Regions from separate parts of the Homo sapiens genome. Here region 2 is linked to region 1. The links are chromatin loops, found by intact Hi-C in ENCODE. Cell type or tissue: chondrocyte. All regions are shown on one strand. Each heading gives the region's core, and the rest is flanking DNA. Links, peaks and the distances in the headings are about the cores only. Region 1 holds the start of ROBO2 (roundabout guidance receptor 2). Region 2 overlaps ROBO1 (roundabout guidance receptor 1).

What was found. Hi-C counts contacts between places; a loop is a spot of excess contacts. Peaks named below come from ENCODE experiments on the same cell type or tissue, not always from the same donor. Only the 100,000 strongest peaks of a DNase experiment are listed, where the experiment ranks them.
Region 2: it touches region 1 in a loop (4-fold over the local background); 2 of 110 quality-filtered maps call a loop at or near these places.

The regions. Positions count from the first base shown.
Region 1 is chr3:77,030,076-77,046,010 of GRCh38, forward strand. It overlaps ROBO2 (roundabout guidance receptor 2), which reads left to right and starts at 10,024. Exons shown (of 28, transcript NM_001395656.1): 1 at 10,024-10,771. The coding sequence starts at 10,711. In chondrocyte, for the core only: CTCF peaks have their summits at 8,508 (motif pointing right) and 9,516 (motif pointing right); no DNase peak of the experiment used is centred there.
Region 2 is chr3:79,024,357-79,040,291 of GRCh38, forward strand. The region is part of intron 3 of ROBO1 (roundabout guidance receptor 1); the gene reads right to left. Among named protein-coding and RNA genes, the nearest start is that of MIR3923, 480 kb to the right of the region's middle. In chondrocyte, for the core only: CTCF peaks have their summits at 8,561 (motif pointing left) and 8,765; no DNase peak of the experiment used is centred there.

The DNA.
Region 1 (15,935 bases), core at 7,121-9,620:
CTGGGACTACAGGCGCCCGCCACCACGCCCGGCTAATTTTCTGTATTTTTAGTAGAGACGGGGTTTCACCGTGTTAGCCAGGATTGTCTCGATCTCCTGACCTCGTGATCCGCCTGCCTCGGCCTCCCAGAGTGCTGGGATTACAGGCGTAAGCCACCGCGCCTGGCAAAAGTACCATTCGGTTCTGAACTAAAATAGATTTTTTTAAGTAAACTTTATACATTTAAATTTTCTTTATATTTAGATATACATGTATTTATTTGTGTGTGTGTACATATATAATATGCACTTTTCACTTAAACAGGATTAAAATGCATATTACCATTTTCCAAGAATTCTACTAATTTATCATTAATTCACTTGGCTTTTGGTATGTACAAAGTTTCCTATTTTGAATTCATCAGAACAGGTAATAGCTATATTCATTTCCTAGGATTGTCATAACAAAGTAATACAAATTTAGTGGCTTAAAACAAGCGGACATTTATTCTCACAGTTATAAAGCCTAGACCTCCAGAGTCAAGGTGTTGGCAAGGCCATGCTCTTGAGGAAGGCTCTAGAGAAAAATTGGTTCTCGTTGCATCTGGTGGCCTGATATTCCCCAGCTTGTAGCAATATACTGCCAACTCTTCCATAATCTTCATGTAGCTTATGTATCTCTGTCCAAATTTCCCTCTTTTGATAAGGACACGAATCACTGGATTGGGGCTCATTCTAATCCAGTATGAACTCATCTTCACTGGATTATATCTGCAAAACCCCTATTTTGAAATAACATTCCATTCAGAGATTCTACATGGACATTCATTTGAAGGACCCTATTCAACCCAGTACAGAAGCACACAATGGTCAGTCATTTTGCTTTAGCCGGCAATACCTGTATTGCCCCCATGAATTTACACTATTTCCTCCAAAAGCAAAGGAGTCTGCAAGAGTTGGATATGCATGATAGTAGGTACAGCTGGTAACAAATATTTCCAGCTTTCTCCCACCCTTGAAGGTGGGGCTTGTGTTTTAGTTTGGTAGTGAAGATATAAGAAATTGTGTTATTTGTTCCAGCCAGATTTAACAACCATATTCTGCCTTTTCATTTGTTTGGAAAATGAGTGATTTAGCAGCCTAGGTCCTGGAAAGAGGATGATGTGGAGGAGTTCCCAGCTGATTCCCAATATAACAAGAAATAGCCGTTTTTGTTTGAGATCTTAGAATAGTTTGTATTTGTAGAATATTCATTCTCAATGGGGATGATGGGAAGATGGTTCTTGGGGCAAAAAAACACACTTTTCTCTTTTTTCATATAAAAAACTTCCTTTTTTATATATAATTACATGTATATACAGTGCATAAGCATATACATATGTTTATTACATAATATATAGTATATAAATGATATATGACTATTATATATAATAAATATATATTAAATATATTTAAATATATCTACTATATAATATATTCATTTGTATATTTAATAACATATTTTATATATTATTAAATTAATATATACATATATTAAATTATAAGTATATCACATTATTGATATAAATTAATTATATATTAATTTATTTATATATAAGACACATAATATATAATATATTAAATTTAATGTAATTAATTATAATATAATACATTATAATTATATTATTATATATAATAAATATATATTAGATATGTAGTTTATATGTCATATTGAAATTCCATGGGGAGGTATTAGGCAGAAATGTATAAAAATGCTCCTGTCTTAGTCCATTCAGGCTGCTATAACATGATACCACAAACTGGATGGATTATAAACAACAGCAGTTTATTTTTCACTGTTCTGGAAGCTGGGAAGTTCAAGATCAAGGCACTAGCAGATTCTGTGTCTGGTGAGGGCTCTATTTCTGTTTCATGAGTGGTACCTTCTCACTGTGTCTTCACATGGTGGAAGATACTATTTCTCCAAGGTTTCTTTTATGAGGACACTAGTCCCAATTATGAGGAATCTGCCCTCATCACCGAATTACCTCCCAAAGGCCCTACCTTCTAATACTATCACACTGGGGGTTAAGATTTCATCATGAGAATTTTGAAGCCAGTGGGAGGGACTGCAAAAACATTCAGACCATAGCAGTTTCTTAGAGAAGTGACAATGAAAAAAATGTTGAGAAATCACTGCTGGCGAATACATTAGCCTATCCTGGGTGATTCTGTAGGCTTTGTTGTACTGGATATGAATTACAGCTACAAACTATGACACTTTCAAAGTTACATCATCAATTTGAGCTTTCATTAACTACTGTGAATTATGAGGCTAAACCACCTTCATATGCTTCATGAGAATTTAATAAGACAATTAATTTAAAAGGTATATTGCAGTGCTTGTCATATAGTAATTGTTTTAAAAATTTAGGTATTATTATTCTTTATTTTTATAATATTAACCATAGTTTAATGTCCTGAGAAGAAGTATATTGCAACATAAAGTTTAAATGAATATTTAAACTTTAGGCAACATTCAAAGTGGCTGATTATATTTGTCAGCACAGGTGAAGTCCTAAAACAAAGAATACCAAACTTCGATAATTTGAGACACATTACAAGACATCTGTTGCTCAACTCACAGTGCAAAGCATACAACAGAGAGTGAGATGTTCTGAGTCTGCTTACACACTCATCCTGAAATTCATGCATTTTATCCGATGGCTCAGTGTTTTCTATTTGGCCATCCAAAAAGTGAGGCAACAGCCAGAGCGCCAAGGGGGTAAGGTATAGGTGAGACCTTAGAGGGCAAATCTAGAAGTGCCTGGATTCCATTGGCCAGAACTCAATCACATGATCCAACACAACTGCAAGGAGGGCTGGGGAATTCTGTGTGGAAGAAAGGAAGGAGAGGATTCTTGGGTAACAATCAGCATTTTCTCTGTCATGATAGAGGATTATTAGTACACTCCAATGACCCTAAGTATTGTAAACAATTAAAATGTACACTGGACCAAGTTCTTTAAATGCAACATCCGACTACCTTGTGAGTAGGCACTATTGTTATCTTTGTTTTATAATTAAGGTAATTGTCAACATCGCACTGCAAGTACCAAAATGAGAATGCAGATAGGTACTCAACATCCAATTTCAGAGCTCTATCTCAGTATTCTCTATTGTGTCCTTATTTAGGAAGCCATTCATTACCCCTTCTCTTTGCAGAGATAATTGAGTGGAAATGCTACTTCAGTGTTAGATTAGAGAAGACTAATATTTTCCTGATGACAAGTGAATGGTTTACTTAAGAACACTGTGAAATCTCCTATGAAAATCTTTAAAATAAAACAGGTTTTCATCCTTTTTTGATAGTTTAAACATGACTCAGAATGAGGGCTGGTATCCAGACTACCAGAACTCCTATAAATGTGCCTCTAGCTTTGTGATGAAATGTGTTTTTAATGTGTTTGGTAAAGAAGGGAGAAATAAAATAATAGGTTAAGTTACAACCTGGACCTAAGCCAGTTATAGAGGCAAGCTAAAACAACAACAACAATAAGGAAACAAAATAGCCTCATGCTTATCATGCCACATAATTTCCATTGACATTGTCTATACTAGTCATACCTGAAAGTCTAATATTTGCTCAAAGGCTGAAGAAAACGATTACAGATGAGTAATCTTAGAAAAATGAAAAATTAAGATAAAAATTTGATGAAAATTTTTCACATTGCTAAAAACCAAAAATTAATTTCACATTGATAAAAATCAAAAATTAATTTGTATGGCAAATATATATTAGATGAAGTGTAAATTTATTTACACTTTATATTTCTGATAAATATAAGAAACCAGCCATTGAAACTTTTTTCTTAAATTACGTTAAAACTGAAAGCAATCCAGTGACGTGAGGGGTTCTATAAAATTTGTACCTAGTTGTCAAAAACTTGACTAGCATTTTTCAATATTAAGTATCTGGTCCTTTGGATCCTTTAAATTTGTATTAGTATATAATGAAAAAGCCAAAATTGCTCAGAGAAAAAAAAAATCACTTGTTGCTATCATTCTTTTTTGCTAAGTGAAAGACTAAACAGTAGAAACTGTTTAAGAGAGAGAGCAATGTCTTACTCAAATTGAAATGTTATGATATGAAGTATATGTCATATTATTGCTTTATTTGCAAGTTTTTCTATAAACTTGGGCCAGGGAGATTTTTTTCATTTATTTCACTTTGTCACTTACGGATGACAATGTGTATTTACATCTCTAATTTGAGCAAAATTATATTACTTATACTCCTGGCTGGCATTGTATCTAACAACTTAAGAACTTAGTATTCTTTGTTAAAAAAAAAAAAAAAAAGAAAACAACTTCAGGTACTCCACAAGTAGTCAGAATTTGTTTTATCAGGCAGAAATAAAATAAATTGGATATTGGAAGAAAATCAGAATCTGCTCCCAAACAGATTAGTTCTTCTACAGGATAAAACCATAGACAGTTCAATTAGATTACATGTACCCTTGGATTAATTCCGTGATAGTATTGCAAGGGAGAATAAGCAATTTTTTTCTAATTTGAAGTATCCATTGTGAAACATGCCTCAAAGAGATTCAGTGAGCATACAACTGTAAAAATCCACGGGTATCTATAGGACCCATGGGTATCATTGGCCTTTTCCTAAATCCTTGACAATCTCTTCTTTTTATGAACAACAAAAAATTCTGTTTTGGATTTAAAATAAATTTTTCTATTAGGATTACAGCTATGTATTGCTAAAATTTAATTATACAAATTCCAGATCGGAGCAGATGGACTTGGAATTATTTGGCAAAGAATCAAAGGGATTTTCTTGGGTTCATGAAAGTGTGGTGTAAAATTAGCAAAAAGTGTATTATTTTATGTCATTGAAGTTAAGCCATATACTAAAATAATAACTTGATATCAGTAACAAGAAATGATAAAATAATGGGCAGGAAAAAAATCCTTGCACACACATTAACTCTAGCCTGTTATGGTTAATGACTGAAGTTGTACTTTCAAATAATAAGTGGATTTGCGAGGCTGACTATTCTCATTTGGTAAAATCATTAGCCTAGTATAGATGAGAGGTTATCATCTTTGCTGCCAAAGAACTCCTTTTTAATTTTAGTTTAGGTTTTGCAATTTACTAAGATGGGGCTGAGGGGGTAATGGACCTTCTTGAACTGACACTATGAAGATAAATAAAATCTCATCCATGACCTCTAAGGAACCTCTAAGTGACTTTTAAAATTCAAAATTTTAAGGTATACACAATTAAAGAAATTTGGCCTCAATGTTACATACCACTTACTGTAATATTTGTTTATTCAATAGTTATGTTAATTTGGAAGTATCACCGAACTCTTCGATCAAGATAAATAATGATTTTCCAAATAGATTTTGGACTCTAAAGGAAGAAAGATTTTCTTTCTTGAAAATACGTGATTTTATTCTGCAGAGAAAACTCTTTTAAATGAACTATTACTATATTTTAGTCAACTTAAATTCAGATTTATAACTTCATGTAATATACCAAAAATGCTATTCATAAATAGCTACACAGACAGACTTATATAGAGACAAGTATTGGTGACCACTTCAAAATGAATCGAATCAAATCAGATACTTAGAACATATTTCAGAAGAACAATATTCATTTTATCTTGGCTCCCTCAGATCCTTTCTGGAACAAAGTCAAGTGTAATAAAGAAAAAATCATGTAGGGGCAAATGAGCCGTCTCTCTGTGATCAGGATTTTTAATGCTTCACTTACTTTAGTTGTCCTGTGTCCTTTTGTAGATAATAACACATACGTGTCATTTAATGTGATGTTTCTGTATAGTATAATAAGACAATCTTATATAGAAAAATTCGAGCTGAGCAATGGCTTTAAAGAGGTTCTTAAATTTTGAAGAAAAATTGATTACATATTTCTGTATATTTTGGTACACTGCGGTTTTCTTAAATTGATCAGAGTAATATATTATACTCTTATACTATTTCTGCAATGTGGTAGATGTCTTAAATCAATCTCAAGTTCTTGATAACATAGACTTTGTATTCAGGTCTGGATTTAAAGCAAGATTGTGCCTTTCATTAACTTGGGTTGATTATCTAATCTTCATTTTTCTCATCTGTACAATGGGAATAGTATCAACCACATAAGCCTCTTATAGGAATTTAACAATATGATGAATTTTTAAAAACTAGAAGAATTCCCTGACACGTGGTTAGTGCTCACTACATGGCAGTATATGTTAAAATTACTATCATGGATCAAACCTTTGATTTTTATATATATGCTGCCTTACAATTATAACAAGAGCACGTTGAAAAGAGTAAAAAAGTGGATTAGGGTTTTGCAGTTTTTACCACATCCTTGGGGAATCTGGTATGAAAAAAGAAATATTTAATATGTTACACTCTGCAGATTTCCTTCATATGGTTATTTTATACTTCTGCTGGAATACCAACTCAGAAATTCAATCACAAAGAAGGCCATTGGATAACCTTACCCAAATTAGGGATAATGACAGTTTCTTACAATCTTTAGATGTATTAAAATATATAGGCACATTTTGAATATATAATACCTTTCCAGGTTTTACATAAAAGAAGCCTAGATTTCCATCTACATTTATCTATTCAGCTGCTTGTTTGGAAAAGAAAAAAACAATTTATATTTAGAAAGACATTGAAGCCAGATCCCCATTTGATTTTTCTGTATCTTAAGCTCTCTGATGTGGTGGTCATGGGGCTTCATTGTTCTAAGCCATTGCTGTTTCTTTTTGGCTTAAGGAAAACCTTAATTTTTTTTTTTTTTTGCTAAAGCACTGCTAAAATTTAATTTCCAACTTCTACTAGAAGCTTCAGATTTTAAAGACTTTCCTTTAATTAAACATTTGGAGTGAGAAATCCATTTTTTATATAGGCAGTGCTCACTAAAACTGTCTTAAGTGTAATTGAAATATGCACATTTTTCTAGTATAGATCTTATCATATATCTCAGAAGGTAATGTCTTTGTTCTTTTGGAATTAATGTTGTCCATAACAAATTTCTGTCTGGCGACTCGTTACTGTTGCTAATTTAGTGTGAGATGTTTGGTCATAATCCTAAACTATCATTTGGGATGAGATTGTTATAAAATAATGGTTTTTTAGTCACATTTCATATCAAATGAGACACTGACAGAGCATTCTTTTAAAAAACCAGTTATGAACTTGACTACAAGAAAAGCAGAAAACATGGATTCCAAAATGTTTTGGTGAAGACATTATTCCATAAGGTAGCTAGTGTATGGCAAACAACAACAACCACAACAACAAAAGCCATTTAAAAAATGGCACCAGTCTAAAATCACTGGCTTGCTTTGTCACTTTTAATAGGTAAAGTAGTTAAGAATGCAAAATGTTGATGCTTGGTAAAAAAAATGCCAATATAACCAAAGCGATTTCCCTTATACAAAGCTCTTCTCTGTATGATGTAATTTGTCATACCCTACACAAGGATAACTTTCTATGAATAGGGCAACATTTTCTGCCCTAAAGGACCATGGCAATTGGTGGTAGGCTGATCTCGCCCAATCTATCCCTTCTGTTTCCCACACACACTCTTTCTGCCTCTGAGTGATTTTATAGTTTACTTAAGGAAAGGCATTTACAGATGGTGAGTCTATCAAGTATAAAATAGAATCTATATTTTGCCTGATAAATAAATAGTCATGAGAAAACACTTCTAGTTGAAATCCTCCAATGTCTTCCTTTCTGTGAACCATCTTAAAATTAAGGGTCTTATAAGTCTATATGATGTGTTAATTCCTGCATTATTGTATTAGGAAGACTATTTTCCGAATATCTTAAAAATTTCACCCGCGTAAGGAAATTTGCCCGAGATAAGCTGGTGGTGTGTATTATTTGGAGACATGAGCTAGACATTGTAATCCTGAACTGGGTAAACCAAGCCCAAGTGTTTAAAATGAAAGTTTTCAAGAATTTTAATTACTTTCCTTTTCCAGAGATAAAAGAGATGTTAATAGCGCACTTTTGGATGTTTCTAAACCACAGTGTTATCCAATTTAGACGTATTGGACCTTTGGGGTGGGTTTCTCCTTAACGGTTAAGCCTTTTTTCACGGGGTGCTAAAACAATAGCACATTCAGAATTATTATAGTGAGAATTCAAGTGATTCAACTTTAACAACCGAATGCACTTTTTTCTTCACAAGTAAATACTGTAGATTAAAAGTGTGCAGAAATTACTCTTAATGCTTTACAAGAAGAGTGGTTGTTTTATTCTTTCGCAAGACTATTTCATTACCGTAATTTTCAAGCATGCCGAGGTGTCCTAATGTCTCTTCTAATTGCTTGAATGTCGCTGACCTTTTTTTAAAAGAACACACAGCGCCCATAATATGCAAGGGAGACCTAAGTTAAGTAGCAGCACCAAAACGTATCCACCAAACAAAGGCTCTTCCTCAGACGGCCCCTTCTGGAGAGAACCTTTCCTAATATTTTCCAGTAGGGGGAACTAAAGACTCACCATCCAGCATTTAGCTCGGCTCGGGGACCTGCGTGAGTTCCTATAAGCCGCCTTCTCATCATCTGAACAAGCATCAAACGGCTACCAGCGAGCCTGTGATCACACGTGGGCCCGGCCGCACCGGGGCACCGCCGACACCGGCACCCCTTTGATCTAACGTGACCTTCCTTCATCATCCCCGGTCCTGAATGGCATCCTTTGGTAGTCTTGGTCTTAATTTTCAGAGTTTTGTCGTCTTTGGGCTGAAATTCGGCTTCTTTTTGAGCTTCCATGAGCTCAGCTGGGCTTTCGGCTTTCCACACCCAGAGCCTATGTTTACCGAATTTCCTTCTGGAGGTGCTGGTCCCTGGAGGGTAAAGACTTCGGGGATCCCCCTCCCCCAAGCTCTGTGATCCCCGCTTCCCCGTCCTTAGCATCTTCTGTGGAACTCCCTCGCCCTGCGCGATCGCGCATCAAACTCATCGTGGAGGGGTCAAAAGGCAACTGAGTAACATAAGAGGGGCTGCCTCCCCTTCCTCCTTCCCTTGGGGATGCCGCAGGGGGCCATAGATCTTGGCTAAAATGAGCCGCTGGAGGTTAGAGAATTCTGCCCCCTCCTTTTTCTCCCCCTTGTGCTTTTGAATCATATAGGAAGCATCTACACACAACCTTTCCAGTCCAAAAGGTGCTTCTATTTCCTTTCCTTTCCTTTCCTTCCTCCTACTCGGCTTCTCATCTGGCTAAAAGGTGAAGAGTGAGTGAGTGTGTGATTTTAACGCGTAATGAGGCTGCGCCCTGGGTCCTGGAGGCTGATCTTTTTCAAGAAAGCGCGTGCAGCTCCGGCAGACGGAGGGATGAATAATTAGGAAGGGCTTCCATGAAATCACTCACGGAGAAAATTACCTGCCCATTAAACGGGACGCGGCGAGGAGCAGGAGCCTGGAGCCCACCTATCCCCTCCCGAGGCGGGAAGGAGTGGGCACCCGGGGGCGCGGAGAAGGGGAAGGAGTCGCCCGGTGGCCTCGGCCCTCGGCAGCCGGCGGGGCTCTCCGAATTTGTTCATCTCCGTCCCCCCGGGGACTCTCGGCTCTCCAGGACCCCTCCCCACTCCCCAGCGGGCGGGTGGCCGAGTCCGGAGGTTCAGGGCTCCGCGCGCCCCTCCTCGCCCCCGCCCCTCCCCGGGCCGACTCCAGGCAGCTCTCATTCCTCCCCTCCCCTCCCGCCTCCTCGCCTTCCCTCCTAGAAGTCCTTCCACCCGCGGCAGCTGCCGGAGGAAGCGGACGCTCTGCTGCGAGGCTGCGGGGGCTGGACCCGGGCGAGGGGCCTCAGCGCGCCTGGCGCTGGACTGAGCGCTCCCTTTCTCCGCCGCGCCCGGGCTGGGCTCTCACGCCCGTCTCTGCTCGCGCCCGCAGCCGCCTGGTGCACTATCCTCAGAGGCGGCACCGCGGGGGTGTCTGCAGCCTCGGCCTCCGCCCGGCCCCTCCCTCCCTCCCTCCCTCCCTCGCTCCTTCCCTGCCTCCCTCACCACGTAGGAGTTCGGATTCTCCACCCGAATCGTCCTGATTTCCCTTCTCCTCTCTTTTGGAAACCGGAGAGGTGGAGGGAGGGCAACACCGCTGCAAAGGAGAGGCCCGCCAAGTCTGCCCGCCTGCAAAGTGTTGCTTTGACACATTCTTATTATGGAAGTTAAGTAAAAATATAGACATATTAAAAAATAACTCCGGACGTGGAGCTGCTACGGAGAAGGAAACCGGGGGAAAGAAAACCAGTAGGCAGGCCAATGGTTTTTCGGCAGCGCGCTGGCAAGTTTGTGGAACACTTTCTAGGAATTAGGTCTTTTCCTCCCCCTTCATCATCTTGACTTCTGAAGGAAGAACTTGGCTTTGGATTGCAGTGGAGCCTAAGGAGAGAGGGTTAGACACACTCGAATAATCCCTCTGGCTGGGCTGAATTTGTGGGAATTTAGGAAGCCAGAGTGCTGGAAATACAGCAGCCTTTGAAGTACCCTCTGTTAATTTGGATGGATCTCAGTGTGCCCCGTTCGAGACCTCTCCACCAACCCCTTCTGATCTTGCGATTTGCTCTTCTTGACTTTAATTAGTATCTAGGAAAGTCTAAACTTTGGACCTACCTCTTTTTTTGATACTCATTTTTGTACTTTTGCTCTCTGGGATTGGTTTCTTAAAGAATCTGGATCCTTTTTAATATGTCAAAATGAGTCTGCTGATGTTTACACAACTACTGCTCTGTGGATTTTTATATGTTCGGGTTGATGGTAAGTTAAAAATGCTTTCATCTTTTTTTGCGCCCCCCACCCCCCAATCCCCCAAAACCATTTCTTTTTGAATTTGATGTGGGTTATAAATGAAATGACATTATGTCTGTTAGTCCGTTTTGGCCCGGCACGGGCTCCTTGGGGGCAGAGGTTTTATTTAAGTCTTTTGTTTCTAAACTGCTGTAAGTGGAATGTGTTGGTAGTCACCTATTGTTGTTATTGTTGTAATTTACTTCACTAATTAAGGAGTTGGATAATAAATGATTGGGCTCCCAGTTTTGTTAGAAAAAGAAATATTACAGTCAATCTCCTGCAAGAGCCTAATACTATTGTGCCTGCTCTCTATTTGATGTTTGCTCTTGTGTCTGAACTTTGGCTGAGACATTCAAGTGAAGAAATACAGTAATAGACACTCTAAGGAAGGTTCAGTGGGTTAGGAATTTGAGACTGAGATCAATGTGTATCACCTGTGTGCCAGTGAATGCTCTCCTAGCGTTAAATCGAATGAAGAATTTAGATCCTAGGGAGAAAACTGTCAAAAGTGAGACTGGGCGAGGCTCCACGAAGGGGGAAGCATCAGCTATGGGCTGGCCACAGGAGTAGAACACTTAGCTCAGTCCCCAGTGGGCAAACACAATGGGGACCTTAAACAGGTGCTGGAGGTGTCTCCCTCTAGGTTGAGTCAGTCTGTCAAGCCCACAGCATTCTGCCTCTGATTCTCTTGTCTTTTGTTCCGATTTGGTTTACTGGGATATTTTCACAGGATGTCAATTTCTTGTGCGACTATTGCAAAATCCTTTTTTGTGGTTCTTTTGAATGAAGAGTGGAAATAATCATTAACATGCTTTTTGGTTTGTATTCAAAAGAAAAAAGTTAAAAGAATATTTGCTGTTAACCTTCTAGAGGCTTTAATTTTTATATCGATGGAAACAACTGGTATAAGGGAGTACTAGATATTTTTTTTTTCTAACTGGATTGCAGTACTTTAGGTTTTTAGTTACTTTCTGTACTTGTAAAGAACCTAAAGGGTATTAGTCTAACTGTTTGAGCCATCACAATAGCTTGTTGCCACATAAACTTTCCTCCAGCATTTGCATTGTGGATGAATTCATTATTTGGGACACTGCCTATTTTGGCCCATCTGAGTAGCTAACTTTGTTCCTGGCAGCTACTGCTGCATAGAGCCCAATGTATTGGACTCAAAAAGGAAGGCTTTCTATAAACATGAGGCAATACAGAGGAGTTTACCTACTGTCAAGTGGCTGTTTTCAATCATGGACTACATGAGTACCTTTGCCCCCCAGCGATAGTGAGGGAGGGATGCGTGTGTGTGCACTGCTTCTCTCTTTTACCAGTCTAAGCAGTAGATGTTTAAGATTTAATTATTGTGAATTATACTATGGCAACATCTCTAATTATTTTTCATGCATTTATTTTTCAGTACATTAAAATACGTGTACATTACCGTAACAAAATAGGTTTACCTATTTGTCCCAGGTGTGTTTGATTTTCATGATAAGAAGAATTTGGTATAACTTTTAAAAGAATATGTCCTCATAAATCATGAATTTACATATCTCAACAGAAATGCATGTGTAAACTATACATTAGACTACAAAATTATCACCAAGGGTTTTTTTATATAAGCGTTTTTAAATCAGTGTGTTGCTAGGAGGAATACAATTAAATTGCTCAGTGGAAGTGACAGGAAATCAGAAGAGCTTGGTGTTACAGAATGTAATTAATATACCAGGGTGTTTGGAGATATATGAAACAAATGCAATTAACCAGCTTGCTGGAGCAGCAGTAGTAAGACACCATTTCTGTCTGCCTTCCCTCCCTCCCTCCTTTCATTCCTCCCTCCCTTCTTTCTCTCCGTTTTATTCCTCTCTCCCTTCTTTCCTTCCTTCTCTCCCACACCACCCTTCTCCTGCCCCCAAAGACAACCTAGAACCTTTGTTCTGATTTAACATTGTAGGATAAGGGGGCAGTTTGTGTCTGGGCCACAATTATGCAGCAGAACTCATAGTAATGTAGTGAAAAATGCCAAAATTGAGGAGTTGACACTGAAAAGGCAATATTAAATTTTTGTGTGTGTGAAACTAGTTTTGTATTTAGCATCTGCTGTGTCAAAAGCAAAGGAAACCCTGGACACTCTTACTAAATTAATATGTAAATCATACGTTTGACATTGGATTGCCTTTGGATACTTCAGAATGACAGTTTCTCCACGGGGATGGTTGAAAATTTGGGATGTGGAGAACACTGCCCTCTAGGCTGTTTCAGCACTTTGAGACTCAGTGTTCACATATATAGTGAAGAGGTTGGTTTGTAGGTTCTCTAAGCTTTGTTACTCTTCCAGGATTCTATGATTTCTATTTACTTATTCTTCTTAGAGGTGTGTGCTTATACTCCACATGAATTTCAAATGTACAGAAGCCTGTACCATTTCAAAGATATACTGACCATCCTTGTGCTAGACACAGATATTAATTTTATTCAGTGACAAATGATACATATATTTGCATTGATATTTGCTTGGTGGGTTATTTATATGTGCATTTTTATAGTATATGAAAAATGGTAGCGTTTTGCCACCTCATAGAAGCTATCTGCTAATATTATTTATAATTTTTCAGTATTGTGTCCCTGTAGCAATCCATAGAGAGCAAATATTAAGTTAGTTGAGAAATGTAGATAAACTTTTCTATTTGGGATGTAAATAATGGTTTTCTTATTGATGCAGATTAATCACATCTAGACTTTTCTGTATGATCATATAGGAGAATGTATGTTAAGGTTAGCCTTTGTTTTCCAGCTTTTCTTTATTTTTGAATAAGAATAGGGTTTTGCAGTCATTTATGGGAAATTAATATGAACTATGGCAACACTTTTAAATTACATCTATATGCCATATATTACATCAATCTGATAATTTTATAATACTTGTGAAAAGGTGTTTTAAAATGAGAATGTTTTTCTCATCTTTACCCTTTAACTATTCTTAAATGAAAGTGGCACACATGATATTAGGGGAGATAAATATAGTAAAGATAATGTATGTGCATAGTGCAGATGTAGAATCTCATAGAGGTTTATACATGTTGCTAAAGTGCTCTTTTTCAGTAATGGGCTTATTATCATAGCCATATGTAGTCTATTTCAGAATTTAAATTATATATAAGTAACCTGAAATGTGTTTTTGAAGCTATGCAGTAATACCATGTTTGAATTGGCTTTGTTTGAATAACCTTTGATGCTACGCAACATGTGGACCATAAAAAAAAAGGATTTCTTAGAACATTAAGCAAAAATATTGTAAAAAAAAAAAGTAATGATTATATAAAAAGAGCAGTTCTGGCCATCTCATCCCTGAGCAGCTTGTATAAAATAGCATGTTTGACGATAAAAATATAGATATGTAAGCACATTGTATAAGTTGGGATACATACATAGCAATGAAGGGAGCTGATGTATGTGGGATGTGTGTGTGCCTAGTAATATCTGCTGAAATAGTTCCGGCAGTCTACAGGAGGTACATTTACTTCCCATGTGCAATTTGGTTTTCGAAGAGTATTAGAAAAAAAGATTATCATCTTATTTACTATTTCTCCTTTTTCTCCTTTTTTTCCTCCTTCTCCTCTCCTTCTCTTTCTTCTTCTCATTCATCGTCTCTTTCCTTTTCTTATTCTCCTCCTCTTTTTTTCTTTTTTGGATCTAATGAAAGGAATTAGAGAAACACTTGAAGAGTGAAGAAGATAGGTGAGGGTGTTTCTTGAATGATAATTTAGAAAATCTGCATTTAAAGGAAAAATGTGAATAATATTTTACCTTTAGGTATATCCAACTGGGATTTTGACTTTCTCACTTTTACCCCACAATACTATATATAGCTTTATGCAAAATGTTTTGCACGGATCCTATCATTTTCCAGTTTACACAAGTAAAAGTCGTCATATCTGAGTTCAAGCAAACAGTGGAGATTTATAGAGTGCCATTTTACAGATTTATTTCTAAAGAAAAGTATTGCTGTATTTCTTAAAGGTTCTCCAGGTATAGATCTATCAACCTAAATCAATACATTGGCATAGATATTGCTTTTCTCCTTCTTCTCTTCTTTTTTTTTCCATGTGTGCCTTTATTAGCTGAGCCACTACTTGAGGGTTTAAGGTCTTTGTGAGGGGCTTGGAACACCCAATGTTGGGGGAGGGAGGCGGGCGGTAGGGAAAGTATCTGAAAGGACTTCCTGAGCCAGCTGTAGGCTTTTCTTCTTCTTGTAAAAGAATTACTATATAAAGAATGAAGGAATGATTATAAACTCTTTTTAAAAATAAATACCTATCAACTCTACTGTTTTAGTAGTGTGTTATACAATGATAGAAGCATATAGCATCTAGGGTAGCATGCTTACCCAGAATACTTGACTCAACACAGTGTTGGAGTAACGGAGGCCTCAATCCTTAGTGTTTTCTCCTCCATTTGCAGCCAATCCTTAGGCTCTTTCATCTAATCACATGAGGTTTAAATACATGTTTGGATTGATAATTCTAAAATTGCCCTAATCATTGCATGGAGGGATATAAGATCCATCAGCACAGAACTTGGCTGTTGTATATACTGTTGATCTCCAGTGCTTGCATCAGTGCTTGACATACTCACCTGACTACTTGACGTCTTTGCTTCATGTCCAATGAGAATGTACAAAACTCAAGCCTAAGACAGAATCTTCTCTTTCTAGCCATTCCCATCACAGTAAATGGCTTCCACCATTCATAGGCTTTTTCATGACCCCCAATGAGGAACCATTTTTCACTTGTTCTCACAACTTGTATTCAACTTGTTCTCAGAATTGTGCAACCATCACTACAATCTAACTTTAAAATGTTCTTAATTACCCAAGAAAGAAACTATGTAGCTTGTTCCACCATCCCTCCACCAACCACAAGAAATCACCACTCTACTTCTGCCTCTGTGGATTTGTCTTTTCTGGACATTTTATATATAAATGCAATCATACAATATATGATGTCATTTTGTGACTAGCTTCTTTTCTTTAGCGTAATGTTTTTAAGGGTCATCCGTGTCATAGCATATGCATCAGTACATCATTCTTTTTTATTGCCAAACAATATTCCTTATCATCTATCCTTTGGTTTACTAGTTG
Region 2 (15,935 bases), core at 7,423-9,922, 2.0 Mb after region 1:
AAGTGGCACTAATTAAGGTCACTCTTTGGGGTCCCTTACAAACATTATCTAATCTAATTCTCACCACAGTGAAGTGAGGTGATGTTATTATCCCACTTTAGAGATGATGTTGAGATTACATAATTAACTCAAAGTTGAGAGGCTCAGTAGCCAGGGAACTTATATTTGAGCTCAGTTTGTTTTGAACCAAAGCACTTGAAGAAACAAAGATGAGTTCCATGGTAGGATAGACTTGGGAGACTTCAGATTCAATACGTTTAAGGATTCCCCAAAGCTTTTAATATGCAGATGAGCATTGTGAGTCCCCCAGAGAGGATAGTTATGAGAAATCTTGTCTCTTTAATAAACATTGTTCAGTTTATAGCATTTGACTACTGTGGTTATATCTCTAATACCCAATACCTTACACCTGAAAATTAAGAGCTTCAGCTTTCCTGATTAAACTGCATATGACGGTTACTTGGCAGTAAACTTGTGTTAAAAGGAGCAATGCAGTATTCCTTACTGAGAAAGACCATATGTTTAAGTCACTGCACTTCTAAGCTTTTCTTCATAGAGCAGTCAGAGGGATCTTGTTAAATCTGAGACAGATTATGCCTCTCCTCTGCTCAAAACCCTCCAGTGGTTTTCCTGTCTTACTTTAAGTGAGATCCCATGTCTTTCCAGAAGTCTTCAAGGCCTAACATGAGCTAGTCCCTCATACTTTCCTGACATCATCTCCCCCTACATTTACCTGCTTTTTTCTCACTTTGTTCTATCACAATGGCTTCTATGCTGTTCCTAGAATGAATTAGACAGCCTCCTGCCTCAAGGAATTTACATGTGCTCTACGTGGAGTACTCACCTTCATAAATCTGTGAACTCGCACTCTCCCTTCTCTCAAGTTTTTGTTTCATCAAACCTCAGAGAGGCTTTATCTGTCCAGGTCCTTTAAACTTACATTCGCACGCAATACTTCCCATATCCTTTCCACTTGTTTATTTATTTTTTCCTCTAAAGCACTTATTCACATCTAAGATACTATATATATTTTTTATTTTGTTGCTGCAACCCTCCTTTTAGAATGAGGCCAGGGATTCTTGATTATTTTGTTTACTTTTTTAGTCCCAGCATCCAAAACAGTGCCTGGCACTGAGTAGGCACTCAGATGTTTGCTGAATGAATGAATGAGTTTTATCTCACTGTTAATATATATTTTTGAAAAATGCTTCTTTAGTTAACTATTTCTATAGTTCTAAAGTTTATTTTCTCTAATATATAGTTCAACCACTTATCTACTTCAATAGAGAACTAACTGAATATCACTTATGGAGCTCATGTTTCAGGGGACTTTAATAACTTCAAAATCAAAGTTCTGATTAAATAAGCACACCCTTATTTAGATCAGGTTATTTGGGTCCAAGAGATTGGGAGCACTGACTGAGGTTAAAGTATATAACATTCACAAGAAGCAAACCTCAAGATTAACTTTTCATAAATGAGAAAACTGAAGCTTAAAGAAACCAACTTTTCCCAGAAGACTCCTTTAGTTAGTGGTTGACTCGTGACTGGAACACAGTTCTCTAAATTGCTAGAAAACACTTCTTTCTACCAGAATAATCAGCAATTCTTGATCACGATTCTCTACCTTTAACATCCTTACATCATTAGATATGGCATAGTATAATAGATATTGTGTCATTATTGTATTACATGTTATGTTTTACATATAAGTTTTACAAATATGTTTTACATATTGCTGACTGATCAGGAACCGGGAATGCTGTTTTTGTTGTAGCTCCAGTTTCTAATAGAATAAAAATTATAACAAGCAGTATTTATATGACATTATGTGCTGTGCATACTATTCTAAGTATTTTATGTATTCTAACTGATTTAATCCTCAGGAAAAAATATTATTCGGTCAATTATTTTTATTATCTCATTTTATACATGAAGGGTAAGCATAAATTTGAACTGTGAGGTGCAAATAAAAGTTGTTGATGAAAGTAATATAATTTTTACAGATTCAGTTCTAGCTGAAGAAAGCTATCAGTGTGTATGTTTTGGTTTTTGTGTGTAAAGATCTAGTTTCATTTTGGGACTCAATTCAAGAAAATGACTCTGAAGTATATGCATTTTTAGTTCTATTTCTATATGAAGTAAGAAGTTCAAAGCTTTTTTATTTTATGTCCAAAATGTTCAAAGTGGTTTCATGTTTCTTTTAACTCTAATGAGATGACATGAAAAAATATATTGTACATGTTGGTTAAGACATTTGAAGGATATTGGGAAACATAAAGATATATATGTATAAATCTACATCTCACCATGGGATTTGCTATCTTTTGGTTTCTTACTTCCAGATACATCTGAAACCAAACATATACTATTCTAATCATGATTTAAAATTCTCCTAAATTGGGATCATAGTTAACAGCTGCACAGCTGAATGACACCCTCCATAGCCTTACAATTTGAACACAAACTATTTTGTAAGTAATTTACATTATGTTTAGTTCTGCAGATGTGTTTTACAAAACTGTTTAATGCTTTTGGTTTTTCATTGCTTTTTAAAAAAAAATCCTTCCAATAAATGTTTGTAGGATTGACATACATATGTTGGGATTTATGTCTTATTTAGTGCCTTCATTATGTTTAGTCCCACCTGTTGTTTGTTTATTCGGAATAATATTTTACCTAGGTTTTAAGTTATTTTAATCAGTTAGACAAATTAGCTAGACAAAAAGTATGAGCAAGAAGAAAGTCTGTTTGCAGATTGCCGTTATCTGGGCATTCATGCTTTTGGCATTTCATCTAACTATCCATTTCCTAGCGGAAAATGGGCAAGAAGTACTATGTTCATTTAAAAACCATCTTGAAATTGTACTCGAGTTTCCTATTTAGATGTTATTTTTGGAGTCAGTAAATAAAAGTAGTTCTAAATATTCAATGTTACACTACCTTTGGAAAAAGACTATCCAAGCTTATTAGTAATAATCACAATACTAAAGAATTCATTAAATTGTCATATCACATATTATTTGAAAGTTATTTATTTTATAACCTATTAATCTATTTCTCTCTTATATGGCTTATGGGAAAGCCTCACATTTGAGCAGCCAAATTGGGCCTTTGGGATTTAATAGCTTCTTGGTGTGACTGAGGACTATGATTCTAAATACGGAAGGGCTCAGTCTTGTGGGTAAATACTGAATCCAAATCCTGTAATTGTCACTGAGGAACAAACAGCTCTTGAAAACTGACATAGAATATAAACCTACTGTCTTAACAACAAAGATAATTATATATTTTCCCAAGAGTTTAATCACTCCTCTCTGACATCCTGGCCACATTCCAAAAGAAATCATCCAATTTCATTGCTGGAACTAAAAGCCTTTGTTGATTTGATCTAATCTCATCTTCTCAATTTCCTATCACTATATACTTCTTTAAAGCTGCTTTATTACACCTAGAAGGTAGAATTTCACTTGTAACACCATATCTTGTTGTATATATCTTATTTCAGTTATGTATCATATGTGTATCTGTGAAGCAAAACAGGTGTTTGCTGAAGCCAGTGAAACAATCTTATCACCAAAAACAGGATACCGAAATTATTCTATTTATACGAAGATTTCTAAATATTACTTTTTACCTACAATGTTTTAATTACAAAGTAAAATATTGTTTTACCAGTTTAGCATGTTAATTCTTTGCCAAAAATATTGTTAAGCATACATACTAAAAGTAGTATGGCTGATAGCCTTATATTCAGATGCTAATTGGTTCTAATAAGATTTTAATTTTTTTCACAATATAGAAGTAACATATTTCTAGAGCATTTGGAAACTGCCAGCAAAAGAAAGAAAAAATATTCCAATAATTCTCTCAAATATAATCACATATGCTATCAGCATTTTGTTGTATATTTTTTCTTTTTTCACTTTGCATATAAAGACTTTTTTTTTCTTACAACATGGAATAGCAGTTTAAAAACTGTTATGAAACCTACATTTTCACTCAAAGATCATCATAAGAATTTTTTTCCCAGACATAAAATATTCTTTAACACTATCATTAAAAGAGCAAAATAGAATCCCATTAGATGAATGTGTTAAAATACATGTAACTAGTCTCCAATTGTTAGACATTGAAGTTATTTCTAATCCTGTGAAGGTGTGCATAATCTGATTCTTTAAAGTTATATTAGAATGTTTTCTGGCTAAAGTCTTAGTAAATTTCATTTTAATTATAGATATCCTATTAAAGCAATACATACTTTCCACAATTTATTAAATTACTCAATTGTTTGAAGTTGCTTTGTAGAATGCTTATTCCAATGATCTTAGAACCAACATATGTAAGAGTAAGAAAGATCACAGATAACTATGAAAAACCGTGAGACAAATATTAACACCTAAATTTCCCCTTTGTATTTAATTGAATTATTATATTTTTGTTTAAGGGATGCCTTTTGTTTTTATTACAAGTGTTTAATAAATGAAAATGTTTGTTTTTCACAAATATGCCTGAATTTCACAGGTCTTGTATTTCACACCAGAAAGTAAACTCTTTTCTTTTAGTAAGGGCAATAAATTAAGACATAAGCGCTTTTCCTAAATAGTTACCTTTGGAAAAAAGTATAAACTGAAGCACAATTCATTATTTCACTAAATGTTCCTTTCAGCTGGGAGAGTATAGTGTTTAACATTTGGCTACCAAAATTATTTTCAGTGATTATGACATCACCATACATAAATATACTAGTCTAAATAGGGATCAACCTATCTGTGTAATGTGCATCATAGTTTATCCAAATCACATTACTTTGGCCTAACATCATCTATTTCTTGATTTTCCTTTAAATTTCTTAGGTTGCTTATCACACAACAGGAGTTTGAAAGACTTAGTTATCCCCTTTTTCCTAGTGAAAAATGAACCATAAAATTAAAATAATTTTTAAAAAGTCATCATCTCTTATGCTTTACTGATTGAAGAAGTAATATCATTATTTTTTGAGATTAGTAATTTTGTCGCTTTAAAAAATCAGATATTTATCTGGAAAACCCATCTGTCTTAAATAATGGTGAATATTTATCAGTTTATTTTAACTTATACTGGAATGTAGAGAACACTTGACAAAGTCTAATTAATAAACCACATTGTCCACTACACTACATTCTCTGATCTTGCTCCCCTTAATATTTTCCAATAATAGTAACTTAAAAGTTGGCAATGCATACAGAGATGTTTCTTTAGACGTGTATATTTCCTAGAATATCATTAAATGTGCTTTAAAGGTAGAAGCTATGTGATTAAAGCACGAGAACACAGTTTGAAGAATTTGCCATTTGGCCCATACTTCCCCTGGGTAACTCCAATTTATCTTTTAAGTTTCAGATCAAAGTCTCTTCCTCAGGAAAGCCTACCTAGACCTGCCATTTTCAGCCTTTCTTTACATATCAGATTTCTGTGTGATGATCCTAGAACAACATTGACTATTTCTCCATAGCACTGATCACAAATAATTGCTGTAAAAATATATCTCTTAAGCCTGTCTCTTCTGTACATCTTGTAAACGCAACAGTGGAAGTAATGACTTGCTTACCAATGGTATTTTCTCTCTTCCCAAAGTACATTAAGCATTGTTTTGTGTTGGCAATTTTGTGTAGTATACTAAGTTTTGAAAAACACTTAGCTAGACAAAAAGTATGATCAAGAAGAAAGTCTATTTGCAGATTGCAGATATCTGGGCATTCATGCTTTTGGCATTTCATCTAACTATCCATTTCCTAATGGAAACCGGCAATTGCTAAAAAGTTTACTCCATTTCAGTATTTTCAACTAGGGGTGATTCTACCCCCTTACTGTAATCCCTCCCCATTGACATTCTGCAATGTCCAGAGACATTTGTGGTTGTCACAGCTGGGAAGAGGAGTGGAGGAGGTGGTGAGAAGGTGGTATAGGCATCTGGTGTGTTAAGGCAAGGGATACTGCTAAACATCTTCCATTGCATAGGACAGTCTCCCTCTCACAACAAAGAATAAGCTTGCCCAAAATGTCAATAGTATCTAGACTGAGTAACTCTGCTCTAGTTAAACTTTAATATACACTGGGGAATGTTTTGGTTTATGTAAGGATTATATAAGATGGTGGGCATGTACCTTATGATTTGGGTACAGTTAGGCTCTAAAGTTATTAGTCAAGCAATGCTGTACCTACTATATGGGAGAGTACTGTAAATATTTATTATAAAATTCTATACAAACATCTTCAAAGCATTACTAAATGCTTATACATCTTCATAAAGAAAATGCAATTACATTCTTCTAATATGTTGTCATCTAGAGCTTTATATAAAGAGGCAATCTTTTTCCAATATGTTATTTATTTATTTTTTTGAGATGGAGTCTCACTCTGTCGACCAGGCTGGAGTGCAATGGTGCAACCTCAGCTCACTGCAGCCTCCACCTCCTGGGTTCAAGCAATTCTCCTGCCTCAGCCTCCCAAGTAGCTGGGATTACAGGCACGCACTGCCACACCCAGCTAATTTTTGTGTTTTTAGTAGAGACGGGGTTTCTCCATGTTGGCCAGGCTAGTCTTGAACTCCTGAACTCAGGTGATCCACCCGCCTCTGCCTCCCAAAGTGCTGGGATTACAGGCGTGAGCCACCATGCCCGGCCCCAATATGTTATTTACCTTCATGCATACTTGAATTCAGTAGGGTAATAAAGGTGATATGTGATGGTAAGGCAGAGTGCACCATTGAATCGGCATGGACACTTAGCTAGATGTAAGCTATTGAGAGTTAATCAAAACATTTATATGGTGATAATTTCTAAATGCTACCCAAGTTTACATGATGAAATGAGAACTAACAAAATTTTGCTTTTGTGTGGATGTGGCTTTGAATGAGTACAGTAAATATAGTCTATTGATATGTTTCAGTGTCTTGTTAGTCATTATTGAATATATATGTGTACTTTGAGATTTCTCCAGGAAAAAAACCACATGAATAACATGTATTATTCCTCTTCCAGTGATCTACAAGATAAAGGAATATCTCAGGCAACTTAAAAGTTAGTTTACTTAAACTTGCTCTTTGGAGCAGGAAAAATAAAATGCTTAGGTGCATATGTAGAATAATAACGAAGCACAATGTTCATTTCTAAAATGTGTAAGTGGGTAAGAATACAAATGTCCATCTCTGTCACTGACTAGCTGGGTGATGGTGGGTAAGTTTCTTAATATCGCTAGCACCTATTCTTTTTATATTAAGTGAAGAGCATAATAGTTCTCCCCTTCTAGGGGTTTTGCAAGGATTGAAACAAGTAATACACATAAAGCGCTTGTAACGGAATTAGCAATCATCAAACATTAATTGATTATTATTATTGTGATTTCATCGTGAAAAAGAAAGCTCAAGATTAAGTTTATAGTTAGTAGTAGAAAACTGAACACTTTTTCAATTAATAAGGGAAGTCATATAAAGATTGTTGCTTAAAAGATTGTTCAGAAAACCATAAACACAATTTATAACACTTCTACATACAGTACTCTTCTAAATAATTCAATTTGATTTTATTTAGGGAGTTTGCAATTAATATAGTATTTTTAAAACCCAATACTCTTAAACAATAGTGAGATGGACACACAGGCTTATATAGGGTATGAAGCCAAAAAAATGAAAAGGACATATTCAATGTATATACTTATGTGTCATGAAATGAGCTTTCTAAATGCTTACCTATTTGTGTGTAGATAAGGCTTAAGAGAGGGAAACAATAGCTTCTAGAATGAAAGAATCATAGTTGTTTAAAGCTAGGAGGTCCAGACATTCCCTGACCTTATAACAACGATATGTATTGAGCAAATTATTTTTTAATACACAATACAGGGTACATAATATCTTCAGAACTAATTTAACATTGAGAGAAAATATTACATTGTTCTTTAAATTAGATTTTTATCAAGATTTTTCTTCCATTGCACATTATACTAAATCCCACATAGTTTTTGAGAAATAGATTTCATTTGTCCATCATAAAATGATTTAAAAATGAAAAATAATATAATAAATTTAACTTAATAAATTAAGTTTAGAATGGGTATACTAATGGATGCTTAAAGTAAGTACCAGTAAACCATTTATTTGCAAAAACTTAAGATGAGAAGTTTTCTTTTAGCTCAGATAATTCACTTACTACCCTTTATGAAATGGCAATAGAATCTCTCTCTATAGAAACTTCTTGAAAAATACAAACATTTGTAGTTTTTGAAATGTTCTCTAAAGATTGGATAACATTTACCACTATGCTATTTCCTAGTTTTTTATTCATGTACCCGTGGACTAATTTCAGATAATGAGTTCACTATAGTCATAATAAATTATCAAAAACATAAATCAAAAACTCAAGGGGTGCACATACACATACACATCCTATTGAAATAGAAGTTGATAGCAGGTCTCTTTAATTTATGTTCTTATCTGTTCATAGCAGAAAATCCCTCCCCTATGAAATGTTTCAATTGGTTGAGGATGTTTAGTACACAATGCTCTATTGCCCTCTGCTGGCTGGAAAATGAGAAATAAAAACTTCTGTTCATTAACTAGATGGGACCTTAGAAAATTAAATATGGAAGATGACACAGCTCAAAATAATAAAACAATATATTAGAGTGGTAGAACATTAAAACATGAATTTTAAAAAATATTCTCACAAATTTCAAAACTCCTAAGATTTTAGTTTTTGTATTAGCTGAAAAGTTGATTATTTTACATAAACCTAAACACTCATTAATTCAAGATAATACAATTACATAATTTTAAAGTGATAATTGCAAGTCTCATAATTGTCCAGGAATTCTGGGGATTTTCCAACAAGATATGTATGGTCCAATTGTTGGCACATTTGTGGAATATTTTTATAATATTATGATGTCTCTAGTGTGTTTATTTCTTTAAAGTAATACTTCTACCTAGTTGAAAGAATATTCTTAGCATTTTTACATAAAATTTAAAGAGTTATTTACCAATTAGAGTGACTTATTTCACATTTTTCATTCTCTGTTGAAGCATTCTTTATATATGATTCACACATCACTGAGGAAAACCAACATTGTTATATAATGGTGTGTAAATTCTTTAATGAAAACAAAAGTGATAATGCCCCAAGGAATACAAAATGCATACAGCAATTAATCCACCTGGTTTGATTTTACCACTACATGCTGCTTTAATGCTTGATTACATTTATTTCAAAAAGATTTCTAAAGAATATCCTTATCATCCAGGGCAGAAGATACAGACTTTATCATTAGGGTGGCCTTGCTGGTTTTTCTAAAATGCACTTGGGTTAAAAGTTTAAAGCAAAGCTGTCATTGTTTTTTCAAAATCTTGACTGGTATTCTGAATTTGTGATTTATTTTATATTTTCAATAGTTCATCTCAGCTACAATATATATTAAAATACTCTGGTCTTCATTTCTCAAAGTGCTTTTTCTGGAGCATTTGTAAAACTCGAGCCATGGTTCTTTGAAATAGGATTTTATCCCACCGGCTCGACCTTCTTATTCTACCCTCAGAACTAGTGTCTATTACAAATCAGGAGCATAATTTTTCACTATGGCTTCCCTGCCAAAACAACTGTCAATCCTTTCAAAAATTTCTGGAGCAAATAGTGCTTTATAATTTACTCTAACTACCTCTGATCTAGATTGTATTCACATCTCAAACTCTCCAAGAATGTATTTTCAGTCAAATCTTTAAATCTCTTGAGGCCTTTGGTTCTCCATAAACAGAGGAAAAAGTTTCATCCTAGAAAATACTATTATTATAACAAAATGATGTAAACATATTTTTTTACTTCCCAATTCACAAGTGAGGTTTAAAAAGATGCCCTTTGCCTTTACAGTTATTCATATTTAATACTCAGAATTTTTTACAGTTTGTATCTTAAGACTCAGGAACATAGAAAAATGAGATTCACAGAGATGAAAAACGTCTCCACATTTACACAGGATGGCCTGTTAGTCAGAAGCCAGGTCTGCCTGACTTCTGGTGCATGGTCTTTTTATGACCCTTTGTAGTCTCTGGGAGTGAAGAACGAAGGAGGGAAACCATTTGTATTAGAATTATAAAGTGATCATGCCCTTTGATATAGTATTTCCAACTCTAGGAAGCTAAGGAAATATTTCATATATAGTAAAAGATGTCTATGGTGGTATTAAAACAACGTGGGAATAAAGAGGATAAAACTAGAAGAGGTCTAAATTTCTAATAAAATAACAAAGAACTTAACAATGGTATGTTATTAAATTGAATATTACAGTCATTAAAAATAATAACTGGGAGCTACTTGAAAACTTATGAGTTGCTTAGGATAAAATTAGCAATCTAAATCTTACATTTTATGTAATTAAAATGGAATACATAAGTTTATAGGTAGTGACAAAAAAGGTGTCCTGTGTGTTATTGGGTGAAGGAAGTTGTGAAGCAATAACATAAAATCCAGGATACCACATTAAAAAATAATATATATGTCCTAGAATATGTGAGCCCAATTTTGTGTAATATATATCAACTTTGTTGGTGAAACAGACAATAAAACCAGTAATTTTTAAAGTATATATTTCCATACTATTTAAGTTTTACAGCATGTGTTACTTTTAGAATAAAAATAAGAAAGATACAATATTTACAGAGTTACTAGAGTTATGTTGAAATACACCAAAATAGCAATCGTTGGTATCTTAGTGTGAGGAATATATATTTTTATTTTCCTAAATTTAAAATGTTTTCAGTATGTTTATATTTATTTTTATTGAAAAATATAAAATGAGTATTATAATAATAATTAAAGCTCTTTTCAACTTTTAAGTCAAGTCTCTTCTATTTCTTCGTTTGGAGAATTTTTATGAGAACTATTGTTTTACTTTCCTATTTTTGCAGTAGGCAGCAGGCGCTATTCATAAGTAACTCCCTCAGGTAGGTCTGTCACTTTTACGGATCTAACTTACTTTGTTAATTTCTATGGAAATGTTAAAATAGAAAGCTGGCTTGACTGAATTATTGACGATATCCATGAAAGAATAATGAGAACTGGGTGAGGTGGCTCATGCCTGCAATCCCGGCACTTTGGGAGGCCCAGGCAGGAGGATCACTCGAGGCCAGGAATTCAAGACCAGCCTGAGCAACATAGTGAGACCTCATCTCTACAAAACAAAAAAAACAATTAGTGGGGCATGGTGGTGGTGAATGTTTCTAGTCCCAGCTACTCTGGAGGCTAAGGTGGGAGGATCACTTGAACTTGAACCTGGAAGATTGAGGCTGCAGTGAGCCAAGACTGTGCAACTGCATTCCAAACTGGGCAACAGTACGAGACTTTATCTAAAAAAAAAAAAAGCATTAATAAGAAAAAGATTACCATATCATTCTTTTAATTGAAAATTCCCCAATTTCCAAAAGAAGTAACTTGAAATTTAGCTTTTGTTAAACAACTCGAAAACTTGTTTACTGCACAAACAAAACTATCTGGGACCATTAAAAGTGTTTAACTAAAGGACTCCACAGTTTTCAAGCATCTCAAGTTATTTAGAGATATGTTAACTTATAATTAATATTTTAAAAAACCATCTGTTTATGTACTTATTAAATATCTTCTTTAAAATTGATGAGGCAACATGTTCATCTCTTTATAATATAACCACAATATTTAGAAATTGCAACAAATTTTGACATGGGTTAACAAATTAATCTAACTTAATGGGAGTTTTCTATAGAACTAGAACAAGATATCAAAGTTTATGTCCTTATACCTCGCTTTCTAAATGTTTATAAACATAAAAAGGTTAATCTTTTTCTCTTTTTATTTTCCTCATCTTCTCTTTCTTTTCTCTTCTTTACAAGTCTGTAAATAAATGATCATTTATATAATCAGTATATTTTATCTTTATTTGGATGAATTTTGCCTTAAATAAAAAGCAAGTGATGTGAATTTATTCATCTTTTCCTTTCCACTTGATAACCACTGGTCTGGTTCTCTGTGGCAGAAAGAGCTAAATATTAACTTGCCTTAATTTTAACATTGTGTCAGACAGAGTAGAATATATACTGCCTTTCATATATAAACATCTTTTAAGTCTCATATCCAAAGAAATACTTGCTTTTGGAAGGAATCTTTATGTAGATGGTCTTACACAAATTTATTAAAACCACAAACACTTTATATCACTAAGATATAAATCAGATAATGATGTCAATATGTTCATAAGAATACAAGCATAGTAAAATTATCAGTTTCCTTTATTCTTCCTTTCTGGAAAAAAAAAGAGATATTGACTGGGAGTTTTATAATGACCCAAAGTAAAGAAGGTCTCTGTGTGCCTCAAATTCGATATTTTAAGTTGAAGTCAGCTGTTAAGAATTACTGAATTATCCAGGGCAGAATCTGGGGTATGGCTCACATTACACTATGCTGGATATGAAAAGTTGAACACACAAGGGGTGAAAACTTTTCAGTGATTAAAAAGTCCTGTGGGATTGAATTTTTAGATTCCAGAGCAGCACATAAAGAGAAATGTTGCAGATTCTCGAGTTCTCATAGCAAATTGTGTCTATAAATCGATGACGTGTTTCTGAGGAAACCTAACAGGATGGCTCTAAAGAGTATATATAAAATTTCTTTCAGTTCTCATGGGAATGAAAATTAAACCTTATGGATGAAAACAAATACCTAACAAAGTTGAGAAACTGATCACATCTAGATTTCAAGCAGACTAGCAAATAGGGTGGACACAGTTGGCTATTTCACATATTTTCTCATTTGTTATCCTTTGAAACAAAATTTATTGATGCTTTCAGAATTAATTTTAATTAACCAAATGTGTTTCTTAAATATTCTAGGTATTCGTTAGAATACAATGACACTCATCAAGGGCTTCTCTGTATGAATATACCATGATTTCTTCAGCCTTATTACCTATATTTCAAATAATTCCTCTTCCATTTCATTTTTATTCTCCTCTGAACCATTACTCCTTATAAATGCAACTGACATCTAGTGAAACACCATCAATTAGTGGTAACTTAGGATATGTAGACATTGTTGATTTAGCCATGTTACCCCAAGATCAATATTAGAAAGAGATTCTGTTATTCACTCAAATATTCTTTTTTGATGTCAGAAGGAATAAATATTCATAAAACTTGTTGCAGAATTTCCATATATTACTAAGGGATTTTATGTTTACCATGAAAATTGTTCAGAAGCCATGCTGCTAGATATAGTCGGCTCTTAATGTGCAAAAGTGTGTGAGGAAGTGTATTTGTATGTTTAACTTCAAGAGAAATAAATATCAGAAGTAAAATCTTGATTCTATTCTAAAAAAGTCATAAAAATGTGTGAAGTTATTCAAAGTAAATTGGACATATATATTTTTACATTACATTTTATGTTCTAATTTAGCTTTCAGTTGGAGTTTATTACGAACGGGAACTAAACATTTCTACAAATGTGTTCCTCACGATAGTTAGCTATCCCTTTGATGTCTTATTCTCAAAGAGGATAGTTCTTTTGAACACTTTACTTTGCAGAAATAAAAGTAGTTTTAAGTTTAATTATCTCTCCATTGTCCTTTCATTATGATCCAAGAAAGATTTTTTTAAAAATTAGATTTAAACTCATCTGAAGCAAGAAAGTGCCATATAATAGCACTTTCTTAAACTTTACAGCTCTTAACTATTGTACGTCATGTTTCCAATAAAATAATTGAAGATGATATCAGTTACACACTGGAATCTAAACCAAAGCATGGGACATGTAAAACCAAGTTTAGTAGAGTCTCATCTCTGTTATAGTGATTTGTGGTATAGAACTGAAACAAGAACACATTTGGCACATGCTCCAGGAAGACTCATACTGACTGAGCAATTGAAGGAGCCTTTGAACTTATGAGTGGCTTCTTAGACAGTAGAACCTCGTGGTGGTGGTGACCTCCCTACAGTTATTGCAGAATGATGAACTTTTGTCCATCTATGATTTGGTCTAAATTTCAAATTTTGCAGACAGTTAATCCCCTGATTCTCACACTGCCATCTTTATGTTTCACCATCAGCACAAATTAGGAAGAGTAGCTGCTGAAAGCAAGACACACCCTTGATTTACAGAAATAAACTTATATAACCTGTCAGTATACTTCTCACTCAAAGGTGAAGTAAACTTCTACCTGTATACTTGTTGATTTTGTAATTTTTTTCCTCATCTCACCATTCTTTATTTTCTCATCTCACTACTATAAACTGAATTCCTACAATGATTTTAAAATTCAGTCAAAAATAATCTATGAAACATTAAAACTGCAAGCAAAGTCCAATTTAAAAAAAAAAAAAAAACTCTCCCTAACATCGCATCTGGTACTAAATTAAATTCAAATGACTTTCTCAATATGACATGAGGCCATGAGTCAAATTCTACATTTCCAACTCTCAGCTCCAGACTGTAGCATTTCCTATGGCCAGGAAGAAAGACTCACAAGCACATGCCCAAATCAAGAGCAGAAAAGGCTGTATTCTCTAAGACCTGAATAAACACACACAGCAGCCTCCACATAGAGGCTGCTCCTTTCTCTCTATGCAGAAGAGAAGCATTCCTCTGTTAGCAGATAGAAAGCCAGCCTGACAGTTGAGAGTTTGTTGTGTGTGAAGACCCTACCACAAGGAAGAACGATGATTGAAGACTCATTTTTAGACAATGGCCCAGAAATAATGTACAGAAATAACTTTGTTCTGATGTTCTATATCTTTCGGTAAAGTTAAGGTGCAAAAGTTTCTAAAGAGAATTGGCTTTAATATCTATTTCAAAAAATAAAGGTAACTGCTCTACTTAGAGTTAGATTGGAGGTACTTTATTTCTTTCTTTTTATTTCACTGTGGAATCCAATTCTCAACTGTTTTCTGGGGAATGTATTTTCCCTACAGAAAGCCCTTACATTTTCCCTGAGAAATTCAGCGTTAAAGCTAAAGTGTTACGTAATTTTAGAATTGAATTGTCAACTTGAGTCATCTGTGGGTCAGGAGATTAGGGAGTATTGTACTGCCTTTCAGAGAAGAAAAGCTAGGCAGTAGAAATAGCCATGGCTTTAGAGTCAGATGGACATGGATTTAAAATTCTGTCTTGTGGCTGAGCGCTGTGGCTCACGCCTGTAATCCTAACACTTTGGGAGGCCGAGGTGGGCAGATCACGAGGTCAGGAGTTCAAGACCATCCTGGCCAACAGGTGAAACCCTGTCTCTACTAAAAATACAAAAATTAGCTGGACATGGTGGCACATGCCTGTAATCCCAGCTACTCGGGAGACTGAGGCAGGAGAATTGCTTGAACCAGGACCCGGGAGGCAGAGGTTGCAGGTGACCCGAGATCGCGCCACTGTGCTCCAGCCTGGGCTACAAAGCAAGACTCCGTCTCAAAAAAAAAAAAAAAAAAAGTTATGTCTATTAAGGACAATGTGATCTTAGGCAATTTTCTTAGCTTCAGTCTCAGTTTTCTCGTTTGTAAAATGAGGACAATAATAACTTCCTTTCAAGATTGCTATAATGATGGAATGAGATACTTAATACATATAAATTATCTGATATATGGTAAATGCTCAATACATAACCATCATTACTTTGACATGGTTGTCTTTCTGACCTATAGACAATTTAAGTTAGATTGATATTAATAACAAGTTACAACCAATCAGAGAAATATAAGAATTTCTTTCTGATCTAGGCTCTCAAAGGACTTCCATTTAGAAAGAGACTTCACAAGTACCCTAGGAAGTGCTAATGTTGGCAACTAAACTGCGACAAGAGATAAAGATTCGCCTCAATCTTTCTCCATAATCTTCACTGGGGATGTACGTCGCATCAATGGTGTGCTGGTCAAATGGGATAATAGTTCAAAATGTGCTTTG